2 separate regions of the Mus musculus genome follow, and region 2 is linked to region 1. A link is a loop called in an ENCODE intact Hi-C map of the cell type or tissue named here. Cell type or tissue: heart. All regions are shown on one strand.

Region 1 (8,000 bases):
ACCTGAAAATTTTGCCACTACTATAGATCTATATCTATATCTATATCTATATCTATATCTATATAATTGTGCGAGTATGTGTGTGTCTGTATATCAAAGACAAAGTTTCTACAGTAAAAACATTTTTTGTACCGCTTTAGCCTTTACTTTAATACGACGCTGACGGTGTTCTTTTATCCCTCCATTCTTTTCTCCACAGCTCTCATGACAGGTGCTGCTTACTGCTACATAAAACAAAAATATCAGGCAAACTCATATTATACACTTGGACAATCCTTACAGTTACAAAATTTTTAGGTGGCACATGCACTTGATTAAGAAGAATGGTCTGTAGTTCTGCATCCATTTTAAATCCTAAACACAAATACTGTACCTTTCGGAACAGAAACTTAGTTTGATAATTATAACTCCAAATTCAATGGATACAAAAATCACACAAGCTAATGATCTGAAAGTGTTTCACCAGCTAGGATCCTATGGTTCACTGTTGGGTTCATCAGTGGTGGCAAGGCCCTGGAGGTCTCAAGAAGAAAATGATCCAAGAGGAAGGATCTGTGAAGCTTTGCTAGCAGAGATGACGGCGGTTACTGGGAAGGCTCTGCTACAGTCTGATACCCATGCCGACTGATCACAGGGACTGCAGTGTGAACTGCCTAAACCAAACGGAGTGCATATCACGAATCTGCCCCTTCACTTAGGATGGAGTTACACCTAGACCGATGAACATCACCTAGCTTACTGAATTATCATAGCTGGCTGCGTTCAATGTCCCCAGAGCACTTAGAGGAGCTGACAATTGGGGAAACTCATGGAAACAAAGCTAACCTTGTGGGAGTACTCATAGCACATGTATTTTATTGCAGAGTATACTGAAAGTGGAAGAAGAAACTTTCATACCATCCTAAAGTCAATAAAAGTCTTAAATGAGAGCCTCTGGACGGGATGAGTTTGTTTCCCTGTCTAGAATTGCAATGACTCTTTCTCTCAGTCCTAAGATACGGGAGGATGACATGAAGATGGAGTCAATGGAGGAAAAGGAAAGTCAAAACACTCACAGTTTTCGTCATTTTTAGATTTTTCTTTAACTGGCACGCTTTTTAAGACAGAGTCGACACCAGGCAACCTACAGCGCCTCTTCTTTTTTCCTGTACCTCTCCTGAAAATGACAAACAAATCAAAATAAAACTTCAAACAGGGACTTGGCATCCACAGAGGACATAATAAGCAATAATTCTTAAATACGTAGAAGATTAAACTTTAAAAACATAATGGTGTCACCGGGTGGTGGTGGCACCTTTAATCCCAGCACTCGGGAAGCAGAGGCAGGTGGATTTCTGAATTTGAGGCCAGCCTGGTCTACAAAGTGAGTTCCAGGACAGCCAGAGATACACAGAGAAACCCTGTCTCGAAAACAAAACAAAACAAAGCAAAAAACAAAACAAAACAAAAAAAACAAACAAACAAAACAAAAACAAAAACAAAAAAACAAACCATAATGGTGATTCCCCACTACCAAGTGGAAAACAGTTATTCTGAAAATGTCTGTGATTCTTTAGAGTACTTTAGAAATGCTTCGTTTATTTTAAATATGTAAGATTGCTGAAATCTGTCATATTACTTTTATATCATTAAAAAAAAAAATCCAAACCAGGAAAAAAAAAAGCCACACTAAATATAGCACTTCCATTAAAGTTTTTGTATACTTACAGGCGAGCTATTGCTTTTTTGGCCAATTTGCGCTGTAATCTCCGGTTTTCATCTGTATCGTGTAGCACATGTTCTTCAGCTGCCCATCTATCCCAACTGGTTGAAAAAGAAGAGGATGTAAACGTCAGTATTTTGAAACAAATGAAACGGATGCTAAAAAGCATCATGAAGAAGTGCCCCAGACTTGCTGACATTTTAGAAAGCTATAAAAAAAAACTTCAAAACCACCAAGAGGTTACCAATAAAGCACAAAGGGAACTCAGCTACAGCAACCAAGATTTCTAGAGATTACTCATAGATCATCCAAACATAACAGACTTTAAAGTAATCATGCCTCAGACCAGGCAAGCTTTCCAAACAAAGCAGAAGCAGGAAATTAAACTTTTCTACAAGTGTTTCTAAAACTTAAAGTTACAAAATTATCTTGCTACAAAGGCGATTAAGTCTAACTGTAACAAGTTCACTGACCTTCTGTTCCAACCATTAAAATGTATCAGATATTCTGGAATCTTTCTGCCCTTTTCGTCTTTCCCGATAATAACATCGATGATCTGAAACCAGGAAATACTACTCACGCGTGGCACAGCAAACCGAAAATTACTATAAGTTTGGTAAAAAGAACTAGATCACAGTCCCTTCTTAAAGAAATAAGAAAGTACTCATCCCTCCCCCCTTTAGATCGAGAGCTGGGTCGTAACATTCTTCAACATTTTTTTTCCTCTTCTGCCCGAGTGGTTGCCTCAAAATAGGAAACATCCGTCCAACCAACCCAGGATTGGTCTCTTGAGTTTGAGACCGGGTGAAACTTCTGAAGTCATTGGTCGGTAGATTTGTCATTAGCGAAGGGCCCAGACTAGAGAGAACAGCCCTGAGACCTCTGGGAGTTGTAGTCACCTGGGCCTTGCCTTGTCCAGTGTCTTGCCTAGCTAGCCAGAGACTTCCACAACCCTTCCCCTCCCCTTAATAGCCATGCATTCCCTAAGGTGATAGCTGGTACAAATGAAACGTATATCCTTCCATCTCCTAGCGATAGAGCAAGCTGGAGGGATAGCAATAGGAGGTAAACAGAGTTAAGGGTTTCAGGAAGAACCAAAGATACATAATCCAGCACAGACCTTGGGGTGTTCCACTGGACAGCACTGCTGAAACATGGCTAAAAACACACCTGGTGCTGCTCCGAGTTGTCTCTGCCACCAAGGACTTCACCTTGGTGGCTGGAAACACCGATGCTCGCCCCGACCCCCAGCGCGCTGAATTTTTACCTTCTTTGGGCTCTGGAGCACTTAGGTGCCCAGTCCTCCACTTAAAAACTGACAACCGCAAGATATAGCTCAGCCTGGGCTGACCAAGCTGGATACAGGCGAGATGCGATTCTTTCCTAGCTCTGTTCGCCTCCCACCAATCCTTTAGAAAGCAACAGAGCAACCTTGAGCCCCTCCCTTCCCCCCCAGCAGGACTACAATCCTAAATTTGACCAGGGTTCGGGACTGACAGCTGGGAATAATTGAGGACCAGGTTGAAGATGTGGGTGGGGAAACTGGTCAAGGTGTCCTCTACTGAGCCCATGTGGCGAGAAGCCGCGTGGGACAAGGACAGATTCGTTACAAAAGCAGAGGCCTCAGGCGACAGTCCTCCTACACCGGTCGCCGGGATTGGCGCCCAGCGCTCAAACCGCCACCCTGGCCTAGCAACCGCGCGTAAGCGACGCGACACGGCCGGAAGCGGAAGCATCACGGGTCCTTTCTAGTTAGGGAAGTCGCGCGCCCAGCACGTCTCGCCAGCGTCCCCTGTAGTCCCGGGCCGCTCCACGCAGGCCAAGGCGCGCCCTGGTGGCTGTCCAGGACTCCAGGCCACTTGTCCTCCGCTGGCCCCTTTGCCTCCCATCCCTCGAACCCAGTCCCGCATCTCCTCCCTGTTCCCCCCGCGGCGGCACCTTGGCATCGTACAGCACTCGCGCCTTGGTAGGGTCAGGCTCGAAGCACAGCACTTTCTCCCCAGAGTGGAATTGAAATTTCATGCCCTCGCTCGCGCTCATTTGCTCATCGTGGCGGAGGGCGAGGCTCCGGGGCGGGCAGAGTGCGCGCGGTGGGGGAGGACGGCCGGGGAGGCGGCGCTCCGCCACCGGGGGGGCCCGGGAGTGGTGGAGGCTACGACCGCCCCGCCCTCGGCCCCTCCTCCGGCCACCCCGCGCCACTGCGAGGACCTTGGCAGTGGCGATGGAAGCGCGCGGCCCCGCCAGGGCTTGTCCCCGCCCGTCCCCTCTGGGGCTCAGAGAGGGGTGCGGACGGGGAGCAAGATCCCTCGACCGAGGTCTTCCAGCAGACCGTTCCCTCTGGTCCCCATGGGTTAGGATTCCCGCGGTTTCCAGGCTGCGCCCACGTGTGTGCCGAGCTGTCACCCCGGGCGTGCGCTCTCTGGCCGGAGTGTGGGGATCTCTTAGGGAGAGGATTGCTCTAGGGTAGTCACCAGGCGCCGAGGAGGCTGGATGGCGTCTGCCCCCAGGAGCTGCCTGGCCGCGCGCGCGCGCGTCAGCCCCCTCGGCGGAGCTGCGCGCAGATGAGTGTGGCCACGCGAGAAGGACGCGGTGTTGGAGCTGGCCGGAGAAGGGCAGTGGCCTTGAGCGAGGGGAGGAGACATTCCGGGCAGTTAATAGAACACTGGGTCATCCTTCCGAGAGGACCAGCAGGTAGGGCCTGGAGGCCCCAGTGAGCAGCGGACAGCAAAGCTTATGGGTCCTGAAAGGGTCGTTAACACCTTACGTGTCAGCTTGCAGCACTCCTGAATTGCTCCCCCATGGTCTATCTTTAGTGGCTCAAAACCTCCTGAAGAGTGGAAGCACCATTGAGACTGCTGTTAACAGAGTGCCTGCAAAGATCGGGCGTTCATAAATACTCCCTGAATGACCGACCAGAAGACAGGAGACTTGAAGGGCAGAGCTTCAGTGACAGAGAGGGCAGTGCTGGCCTGTTTCTTCTTGAGTGCAAAGCCACTAGGCAGTGTGATTACTAGATCAAGACCTGGCTGGAAAGTTGAGCAGATGGGCTGGGAGGTTTTTAGTGAACTGTCAGATTTCCCACAGCCACTCACTCTGTTCTTGCTTCCAGAAATTTGCGTCTCCCCACCCCCACCTCCCTTCACCTGGTACAAGGTCCAAATCTCTCACACCTCCACTTGGGCACTTCCAAGAGAAAGGTCCCGCAGGAGCCTAGAGGAACCAACCATGTATCTGTCCAGTATTCCCTCCCAGAACTCGACTTACCCTTTTATTACCATTTTCTTGCTCTGCTGGAGAATGGGTTGTTCATTTGCAAGATGGCCCCACTAAGAGGGTAAACTGCTTGAACCTGGGGGTTGGGGGTGTCTAATCCAGTGTGTCATTGTATACTCACAGCACACAATAAATATTTAATGGATGAATGATCACAGATTTATGAAATCAAATCCATAAAACTCAATGGCCAACTGGATATAACTGAGGGAAGGGAAGGAGGCATCTTGGGAGTCCTCCAGGTTTTCTAGAATTAAGAGCTGAGTGAGGAATAGCTCCACTGGCCAGATAGGGCAAAGAGGAGGGCAGGTGTGAGGAAAATGGCCAGATAATGACTTGGATCTAAGACAATGAAGTCCATAAGCCAGAACTGGAACCCTGATTCTCCAGGAATGTGGATAGTAGATGGTAGTGTTCCCTGTAAATGGCAGAGGCAGCTCTGAAGCACATATCACAGCTTATCACATGTAGCCATAGCTGGAGTAGTGTGGTGTTTCCGGTTCATGAACGGAAGAGTCCACTCCATGCTCTAACCTTTGAGGAGAGGTGGGTTCCTTTTTTTCCTATTCAAGTCCATCCTTGTGTCATGGGTGGCTCTCCTTCTCTGCCTTCCTCTATAAAATCTAAGAGTGATACCTATATACAGCTATTATATACATAGAAGTCTGATATCTCTCTCTCTCTCTCTCTCTCTCTCTCTCTCTCTCTCTCTCTCTGTGTGTGTGTGTGTGTGTGTGTGTGTGTGTGTGTGTGTGTGTGTGAGTGTGTGTATGTGTGTGGTACTGGACAAGTAATTAGTCTCTGTGAGATGGTGTGTGTGTGTGTGTGTGTGTGTGTGTGTGTGTGTGGTATTGGACGAGTAATTAGTCTCTGTGAGATGCTTTTGTTATAATTAAGCAAAGAAGTGGCTCCTTTATAAGGAGTAATTAAAGCGTTCAGTGCATTCTGTGTGCATGGCTTTGTTTATTACCTTGCAAATAATGCTGGAGAAATGCTTCATGATCATTTCCTACTCATTTACCTGGTTCCTTATCCATTCATGCAATAAATATTGATTGAGCTTCCTGAGTAATCAAAGTTAGACACACTAAGCAGACTATATACGTAACTCCTGTCTTTCAGGATGGCGTATTTCAGGATGGAAGAGTACCAAGTAAGCAAGTTGGAGCCTACTGCACACCATGATAAAACTGGTGTGGTGGAATAAAGGTGGCACACATCCTCATTTTTTTCCTAGAAGGGCACGGTCACAGAAATTCTGGAAACTGAAATGTGTCTGTTGCCTAAGCCAGTCTGGAACTCTTGAACTCAAGAGATCAGATCATCTTGCCTCCGTTTGCACAGTAACTGTGGCTGCAGACTCGGCTCTGAGTGCTCCATGTCTCTTTTTCGGTTTTGTTCTTGGGTTTGCTCTTCCTGTGGCACAGAATGCGCCTCAGCTTCCGAGGCAGTGGTGAATCGTAACTAGGTTGATACAGTAGCATTCACTTAGGGATACATTTGGCACAACTGGGGAATATCGCGGACACATTGTTGCCAGGCATTGTAATTTTCTTTCCAAGGCTTCCAGGTGAGAGCAAGGCAAAGGCAAGACTGAGAAACACAGATCCAAACCAATTGTGCAATCCCCTTTCCTCTTGTAGTCATTGGGTTAGGCCTAACCATATGATCCGCTCTTAGCCAATAAGAAGTTAATGTGGAGCCAGAGCTAGTTAGGCTACTTCCTGAGCAGGACTCCAGAAGACTTAGATGGTTTGAAGTCACCCCTTCCTCTCTAGGCCCTATTTAGTCTGCTTAGGAATGTTGGTAAATGTCACAGACATATTGATATGGGGGAGTTCATCATGGTCACCGACACTCTGAGTACGAGATGGTCCATAGGCTTCTTGCTTTGTGGCATAATAAACCCTGATGCAGCTACAAATTTCCTGACCACAACTCTGCTGCAGTTTTAGAGTGACATTCTTTACATTTAGCATATCTGCACTGCCAATAACGTTAATGTGAGGCAGGTCTTCAATAATATGATACGTGTTTTTCTGTGGCTCTGCAGACAAAATTGATGGAGTAGAATGAAGAGGAAAGCTAATGACCCATTTATGTTGTGCTTTCAATAAGAATGTCCAGTTTATTCTGAAAACAAGTTTCTAGGGGCTGAGGATTTAACTCAGATAGTATAATGCTTGCGTAGCCTGTGGGAAGCCCTGGGGTTTCCTCAGCACTGCATAAACCAGGCATGATGGCTCTCACATGTAGGCCCAGCATTTGAGAGGTAGAAGCAAGATCAGGTCAACATCACCCTTGGCTACACTTCATGACAGAGGTCAGCCTGGACTACATGACATGGGCGGCCGTGGGGGAGGGGCATACAAAAAAAAAAAAAGGATCCCTGGGCCAATCCGTTTATAAAACTAAGAGCAATGGAAAGCCCTTTCAATTAGATATTTGGGCAGGGGCAGTACTAGGCAGAAGTATACTCTTAAAATGTGTTTTGTACTTAATAAATATCCTGGTAAGGTTTTATCGATCTTTTACAATGGATTCAATATTTCTTGGTTTTTGTAGATGCTTCTCAAGTCAGGAGGTATGCTAGGTAATTTTTGTCAACTTCACACAAACTAGAGTCACATGAGTAGAAGGAATCTTGAGAATGAAACCTCAGTGAAATTCCCTTCAACCCCCCCCCCCCAAACACACACCTATCTTCCACCCCCAGTCTCATGTAGACTAGGCTGACCTCTAATGTGCTATATTAGATGATTGCCAAGGATTATTGCCCGAGTCAGGCTGGTCTATGGACATGTCTGAGGGCAGGGCATTTTCTTGTTTAATGACTGATGTAGGAAGGCCCAGGCATTTGGGGGCACTGCCATCCATGGGCAAGTGGATCTGGTCTGTATAAAAACGGTAACTGAGTGGCAAGGCAGTAAGCAGCATTCCTTCATGGTCTCTGCGTCAATTCTTGCCCTTAGCTTCCCTAGATTATGGGCTTTTCTTCTCAAGTTGCTTTCAGTCATGCTGTTTA
Region 2 (8,000 bases), 420 kb after region 1:
TGAGAAAAGTTCAGTGTTACTTCCGGTTTTAAAATCATATTCTGGATACTTAAAGTCACTAAATAGCAGGCAACTGAATTAAATGGAGACATTTTTGACCCAACTTTTAAAGGGCTTGAAGATATAAATATTGCCATTTGTTGCTAAAGGATTTTATTTGTGAAATCTCATGGCACATATTTTTATAGCTGGTGTGAGTTCATAGAATTCCACACTCTCAAGAACATAATTTGTTTGCAGATTCCTTCTTGTCATCTTTGAAGGGTAGATTCCAGCTTCTGGAACGCTTTACCCTTTCCAATGCCAAGTGCAACAGTGACCAAGAAACAATGCAAGGGAACCCAAATGGCAAAATAGAGAAAAATACAGAGTATTTCGGTGCATAAATAGCACATTGAATGGAAGAAATTGTGGTAATGAAATGGGACTTCTCTGAAGCTTTTTAATACCTCTTATGTTCACCTTTAGAGGCAAAGTCTGTTTGCCATGGAGAATGGAATTTGTCATGAGCACTGTGATGGAACCATTGTTTTTATGTCATTTCTACTCACACGGTGCATGTTTTAAGAATGATAATTCATAGCAATGCATATTTTAAAAGAAAAATAGCTGGGTGTTTTCTTATTTTTATAAAAATCATCATTGCCTTTATTTTTTAAGGGCATATTTTTTTCCACAAATAATTCACTGGATATCAGCAACTCCTTTTGTACTTTAAGGGGCCAGAAATGCAGTGCTTACTCATTAGTAATGATTATTGATCTATAGTAAAGGTCTGTCTACAGTGCCTCTGGATAATACAATTTAAAACAGCTGAGTCTAACAACTGGCTTACTCATTTCTTAATGGGAGGGGTTCAAAGTCATGCATCACAGCTATGGTTTTATTATTTCAGCAGCAGGAAATTTTATTTAGTTAAGTGAGTAGAACACCAGTGACAGACTTAGACACAGTGACTAGTGGCAAGATTATTTTGTGGATGGAAGGACTGTCTGCACTATATACTCATATAACACACAACTATTTCTATTCGGTGAAATGGAGAAAAGGGCAGTTGTAACACCAGTTAATAGAAAAGATATTAGGAGAAGAGAGGGGGGTTGCACCATCTTGTAACCTCAGAAAAATAACAGAAGAAAGAAAGCCTTTGATTCATTTTTGCCCTCACTTTCTGAAACCATAAAATAAAGTAGGCTTCAATGTTCTTTTAATTTTATTGACAAATGTTAATCCTCTCTCTCTGTCTCTCTGTCTCTCTCTGTCTCTCTGTCTCTCTCTCTGTCTCTGTCTGTCTCTGTCTCTCTCTCTCTCTGTGTGTGTGTGTGTGTGTGTGTGAGATGAACATTCACTTCTGTGTGAGGAGGCCAATGGTTGGCATGTCTTCTTTGTCTCATTTCTCTCCACCTTAATTTTGAGACGTAGATTCTCATGAAACATTGAACTCAACAATTCAGTAAGACTAGCTGGCCCCAAAGGTTCCGGTATTCTATTGTTGATTTCTCAATACTAGCATTGCAGATGTTTGCCTCCATCTTTGGATTTTTACATGGGTTCTGGGGATCCAAACTCAGATTCTCATGCTTGACAGCAAGCACTACTTGGCCAACTGAGCCATCTGTTATGGGTATAGTAAAGATTTCTGATTTACATATTATTTCCTTCTTTTTGTTCTCAAAGGAGGACAACCTTAACATTATTTAATGCTGGCAGTTGAAGAGTTGCATGAAGCAAATACCAATGTTGAAGGCAGCAAGAACTTGGAGATAACATGTATTTGTGGTTCCCAGGTGAATTTATCTTAGAAGAAGGGCACATAAGCATATGGAGGCAAAATGAAAGGACTCTGGTGCTAATAAAATTCTGTCACGTGAATATGGTTTTACTGAAGTGCCAGAAACTGGGTTGTAATCACTGAGTAGTAAGATCCTTTTTGATATACCAATATGATTTGGGATTAGTTATATTTCATATATTCTATGTGAATAAATGGTTAATAAAAGAACTGAGTGACTTGCTGAGGTCAATAGCAAATTAGGGATGGATATAATAAAGTTTGAAGCTCAGTCCATTTGTACAGAGAGCCACTGCAATTATCATTCAGGCTTTGGAGCCTTTTGTTAAAGATGTTAGCAGGCTGTGGACTCCCCATCAATATTCTCTCTACTCTAACTTTATTGTCCACAGAAACCATAAGCATAACACTTCCATTCCAGTGCCTGATGGATTATTTGTACTGCTACAGCCTCTTGTACCTTTGAAGAGCAAGCCTGGACCAGGAAACTTGAAATTGGGGATGAATATCCTAATGGCTCTGCCTGGGCTAAATAAGATCTACTAAATAATGTGTCATTTGAAGGAAAGAAATCTAATATCTCTGTAGATTTTTCCTCATTATTTTTTACTCTAGTTTCTTCATAACTATATCCTTTTAAAGAACAAAAAGAATTTATTGACATTCACATGCACAAGCATAGACATGGACATGCACATCCACACAGAACTTAAAGATAAAGTTTTTTTTTTTTGAAAGGATGAGAATGCCTTCATTATCCAATGTGAAGAATGTGCTTTTTAAATGGATTTGATTTTCTGAAGCATTGTGTTTTGCTGTTTTTATCCTTTTATTAACTATAGATGGTTTTCCCATAGAATGTAATCTGAATACAGGTTTCCCTCCTTCTACTCTTCCCAATTCCTCCCCACTTCCTTTCTCATATGGATGCACCCACCCCCTTTCTGTCTCTCATTAGGAAGTACAAGCTTCTAAGGCATAACAAGAAAACATAACAAAATAAATTATAATAAAATGAAAATCATCATATTGAAGTTGGACAAGCTGGTCCAATGGAAAAATAAGCCCCAAGAGAAACACAAGAATCAGAGACCCACTTGTTAACATACTCAGGATCCCGAGTACTAACTGAAAGCTATATATGAAGTATATATGCAGAGGACCTACCTGGTGTAGGCCCATGCAAGCCCTGTGACTTCTGCTTCAGTCTCTGTGAGTGCATATGAGCTTTTCTCAGTTGTTTTAGAGGGCCTTATTCTGCCCAGCTCCTTCTGTCTCCTATTCCACGGGGTTCTCTGGACTCTGACTTTTGGGATTTGATAAAGACATCTCATTTAGAGCTGTATGTTCCAAGGACTCTCCTTGTCTTTGTCTCTGTCTCTCTGCTCTCTTTTTTCTCTCTCTGCTCCCCCCCCCCGTGTGTGTGTGTGTGTGTGTGTGTGTGTGTGAGAGAGAGAGAGAGAGAGAGAGAGAACATGTCTGTATAATGGCTGTGGATCTCTGTGTTCCATCTGCTGCACAAGGAAGCCTCTCTGATGATGGCTGAATAAGGTGCCAATGTATGAATATAACAATATCATTAGGAGTCTTTTTCTTGTTACTATTTTTTAAACCAGTAGTATTTGGGTTTGCTCTAAGCTCTGGTGCTTGGTAACCCAAGCAGTGTCAAGTATAGGTTAGAGCTCATGGGCCTAAGTAAAATAAAACATCAGTTAGTAACTCCCACAGGGTTTGTGCCACTATTGCCGTGACATATTTTGCAGGTAGGATAAATTGTTGATCAAAGGGTTAATGGTTGGATTGATGTCCTCTTTTCACTTTGGGTAAACTACAGAGTACCTTTCCATGTCATAGACACTAGAACATTAGGGTAAAGATTCTATGTAGGCACCCACTGACCTACCCATGTTCAATGAGTTGAATAGGTGTTGTCTTCAACAGTGGGGCCTTGCTGTCAGTTTGTAGATAGCTACCCATTGTCTCAGTAACAGTCTGATACCCATATCTTTTAATTAAGATTCCAATGCCCACATTCAATAAGCCAAGAGTTTTAGTTTCACATAAGAGCTAATACTGCTAGATTTTTTTGTATACACAGGAGAGTGTTGAGCAGGACATACAAGAAACTCAGCTCTTCTGTATGTAATTCATTCAGAACTCTTCCAATTGCTCCAGGTCCATGTCTTGCCTTAGTGTTAAACACATATATCACTGAAATTTCTTTGTGTCTTCCCTTTTGAAGCCTAGTGAACCTCTCAGGATTCTGTGGCTTCATCATTAAATGTTCTTTCTTCTTGGAATTCCTGGTCTTCTGATTTCACCCTTCCTGAAAATGTTTTTGATTGATTGATTGTACATGGGAAAGAAGGAAGGTAGATACATGTATCTAATCTGACATCTTGACTTAAAAATACTGATTTTCATAACTTTTTCACCTTATAAAAATTAATTGCTCATCCTAATCAACTGATTTAGTTATCATCTTCATGATACTAGTAGCATTAATAAAACTGTATTAACATTTCTTTATATTATTTTCCTCATTTTCTTTATCCTTTAATTTTAATGTTGTATATTAAGTAGAAAAACAATTTCTTTTAATATTTAAAGAGAATAACAATATGATTGCATATAAATATTCACTATAAGAATTTAAAACATATTTTTTAACAGAATCATCTGTTTAGATATTTGGGTCCAGGAAGAAAGTTTAAGAGAGAGAAAGGACACAGTGGTGGGAGGAGAGAGATAAGGCAATGAGTTTTTCTTGGGAAAAATAATGTCAAATATGTGACAAATTTTGAAAGAAACACACTAAGAGTTTTTTGTTCCCATGAGAACTGTGGAGTTGAAACTTTGTAGATGAATTCTCATCCAAAGGAAATCAAAGAAGGCTGAGTTCTATCAATATTATCTTTGAATAACAAGTTTATTTAGTAATAAAAGTCTATGTGTGAGTGTGTGAGTGTGTGTGTGTGTGTGTGTGTGTGTGTGTGTGTGTGTATTCAGCCATTGAGCTGTATGGTCTGTCAGCCTTTGTGCATTTATTTTTATCTCTCTGGAAGATTCCAATGGGACAATTTTTCTCCTTTAAAGACCCATTGGATTAGAGTGGCCCCATCTGGATAGTCCTGAACACCCACCCTTTAGGGTCCATGCATTAAGTTACACAGGCAAAGCCCCTGCTACAGGAGTTGTCAGGCTATAGGAAACTCAACTCCTTTGGCAAACTTCTATCTCCAAAAATATTTACATCACAATCCATAACAGTTACAGTTATGAAGTAGCACTGAAAAAAAATTTCTGGTTTGGGTCATCACAGCATGAGGAACTGTACTAAATTTAGGGCCTCAGCATTAGGAAGGTTGGGAACTATTACAACTATTACAATACAGGGCAACATTTTTCTGCGTTTTAGGGATTGGTATATTGATATCTTTGGGAACCGTTATTGTGACCGCCACACCATGGTTGCCAACACACAAGTTTGAGGTCTTTCTCTCCTGCACTGTTCCCCACTCTGTGACTATATGATCAAGTCTATTTTTCTCTTCTATATGTATACCTCTTTTATTTTATGTTTTCCTCCTATTGTGTGGTTTAATACCTTTTTATTTTACTCTTTTTTTCTCTCTCTCTTTCACATTTTCTTTGTAATCCACATTAGTTGGCATTTGGGACCTGTTTTGAACTTCTTTTTTATCATCTTGTTCTTTTTTCTGTAGTTGAATTTGTTTAATCACTTTCCTTTGAGGCAATTTGAACTTTTTTTTTTAACCCAGAATTAACCAATGTCTTTTTCTGTCCTTTCCCAGCTTCCCCTTTTAACCCTCATTCGCATCCAGAATTCTTATCTCTCCAGGCAGACATTGTTTAACTTTTGTGGTTATTTCAGCCTTGACTGTGCAGTTAATAGTTTGGTGAGCAAAGAAGCCATGATATTATACGTAGTAAAACAAACTACTGGTGCTGATTATCACAGCCATTCTTGTTGAGGTCCACCTGAGAAGACTCTGCACTCCACAACCAAACTTTACATCTTTTGAACCTCCACTAACATCTCATCAGGAAGCCTTGAAACCAGAAAGGTACACATTCATTAATCATACCTATATAAACTCAAAGACGCCTTAAATAACAATTAGTCAAATCAAATCTGATATAATAAAATGATCCAATATGAATGGAGTCTTTTTGTGTCAATTTTCTGACAAAAAATCAGTTACTAATAACTAAGTATTCAAAATGTAAGTACTCTAAATCATTGCTGTCTCATATTATGTATATATTTTCTGATTCTAACAAAAGGCGTGTTTTATCAAAATTTTAATGAGCATTTTTACAGAATTTTCATTTAGCAACTTTGCAGGAAATAAGCTTATTGATAATGGAAAGATAATGAGATTGATAATGGGTTATATTTGTGTATAACACAGACCTAATAATGTGTTCACAATATAATCTAGTACATTTTCTTCTCAAAGAATATGTGTGTGTGTGTGTGTGTGTGTGTGTGTGTGTGTGTGTGTGTGTGTATAAAATATGGCATTTAGCTTTTGGATTTTTCTTTATAAATTCATTCTAGAAGCATTTATTAAGCATACAAAAAGTTAATAAAATATAGACATTGTTCTTGACATGCTAGATACATTGGTAAAATAATTAGTTCTCCTGAAAGAAACCACACTGTAAAATTGGGAGTATCACACACTGATGGATATGTAGTATTTCAGCTGGCAATAAAGAAGATAGACTAGAATGATGCAGGGGAGTTGTTTGAATTGTTAAGAAGCTTTCTCAGAGGTGACATTTCATCAGAGATATGACTTAAGCAGGAAGCTGATATTTAAAGGATGAGTCAACTGCTGTTAACAGCTTGCTATCACTTAGGTTCCTGTGTGGGAAGTCAATTTAGATAGTCAGACAAAGCCCTTTTGTCAGTTAATGTGAAGAACTGGTTTGGTTTTAGTGTAAGGTTTTGTGCAGAGCCAGAAGTAACTAGAAATTAGCACATTGTAGGGAACACAAACATTCAGATTTGTTTGTTTTTTCCAATTGGACTAAACAAACATACAATTATCTATTAAATTAGAAGCTCTAAAAGTGGTATTAGATTGCCCATGCCTAAGGAGTTAAGGGAATAAATGATTGTAGACCTACTTAAAAAAAAGAAGCTCTTGTAAAATGCTAACTCCTTACAGTTTAATGGATTCTCACTAAGACACCATTGTCCAACTATAAAGTTTCATGGTGCTAGAGATACTTAATGAGCACCTTGTCCTTATTAACCCTCCTTTGAAATTTTTCTGAAATGCTAAAATTTATTTTTATTGTATTGAAAACAGATTTTTTTTTTATATTCTGTATCATGGTTATGGCTCCCCTTCCCTCTATTTCTCCCAGTTCCTCCAGACTTCCCTCTCATCTAGATCTACCCCCTTTCTGTCTCTCATTAGAAAATAATGTCTTCTAAGGGATAATTATATTATGATATGATATGATAAAATTAAAACTAACACATGGAACAGGACTAAACAGAAGGAAAATAGCAGCATGGACCATCTTATTTGCATACTCAGGAATCCCATAAAAACATGAAACTGGAAGCCATAATATATATACACAAAACAAACTTATAGGGTAAATAGAGACATAAACAAAAGTAAAATTAAATTAAATTAAAATAACTAAAAATTCATGATCATGATGATGATAAAGGATCCCCAACGTTATGAGCCAAGGAAACTCCATAGATGCTATTAAGTTTGTTTTCTGTTGTCCATTTACTGCTGAGCATGCAGCCTAACCTTATGAGTAGTTTGTTTTCCTGGTGAGACTCCATTGGAGACATATGAAGTCTATTTGCAAGTGGATATCAACTGGAGACATCTCTCAGTTAGGGACAGGGACATGTGCCCACTTTTCCTTTCAGCTCTAGAACACCATGTGCTACTGACCCTTGCAGGCCTTTTGCATGTTGCCTCAGCCTCTGTGAGTTCATATGTATCACAATCCTATTGATTTATAGGGCCTGGTCTTCTTGGTGCCCTCCATCTCCTCTGCATCTTATAATCTTCAGTAGGGTTCCCTAAGTCCTTGAGGGTAGGAATTTGATAGAGATATCTATATTAGGGCTGAGTGTTCTATAATCTCTTATTCTCTGCATAATGTCTAGCTGTGGGCCTCACTATTTGTTCACATCAGCTAA

The links. Peaks named below come from ENCODE experiments on the same cell type or tissue, not always from the same donor. Only the 100,000 strongest peaks of a DNase experiment are listed, where the experiment ranks them.
Region 2: a loop joins it to region 1, with 4 times the contacts of the local background. A loop is called at or near these places in 2 of 42 quality-filtered maps.

Annotation. Positions count from the first base shown.
Region 1 is chrX:168,670,088-168,678,087 of GRCm38, forward strand. It overlaps Msl3 (MSL complex subunit 3), which reads right to left and starts at 3,785. Exons shown (of 13, transcript NM_001370791.1): 1 at 3,641-3,785; 2 at 2,176-2,258; 3 at 1,708-1,803; 4 at 1,056-1,156; 5 at 133-224. The coding sequence starts at 3,742. In heart, a CTCF peak has its summit at 3,511; DNase peaks (open chromatin) are centred at 2,584, 3,444 and 3,864; H3K4me3 peaks cover 3,276 bases; H3K27ac peaks cover 2,277 bases.
Region 2 is chrX:169,089,129-169,097,128 of GRCm38, forward strand. The region is part of intron 1 of Arhgap6 (Rho GTPase activating protein 6); the gene reads left to right. Among named protein-coding and RNA genes, the nearest start is that of Amelx, 94 kb to the right of the region's middle. In heart, no CTCF peak of the experiment used is centred here; no DNase peak of the experiment used is centred here.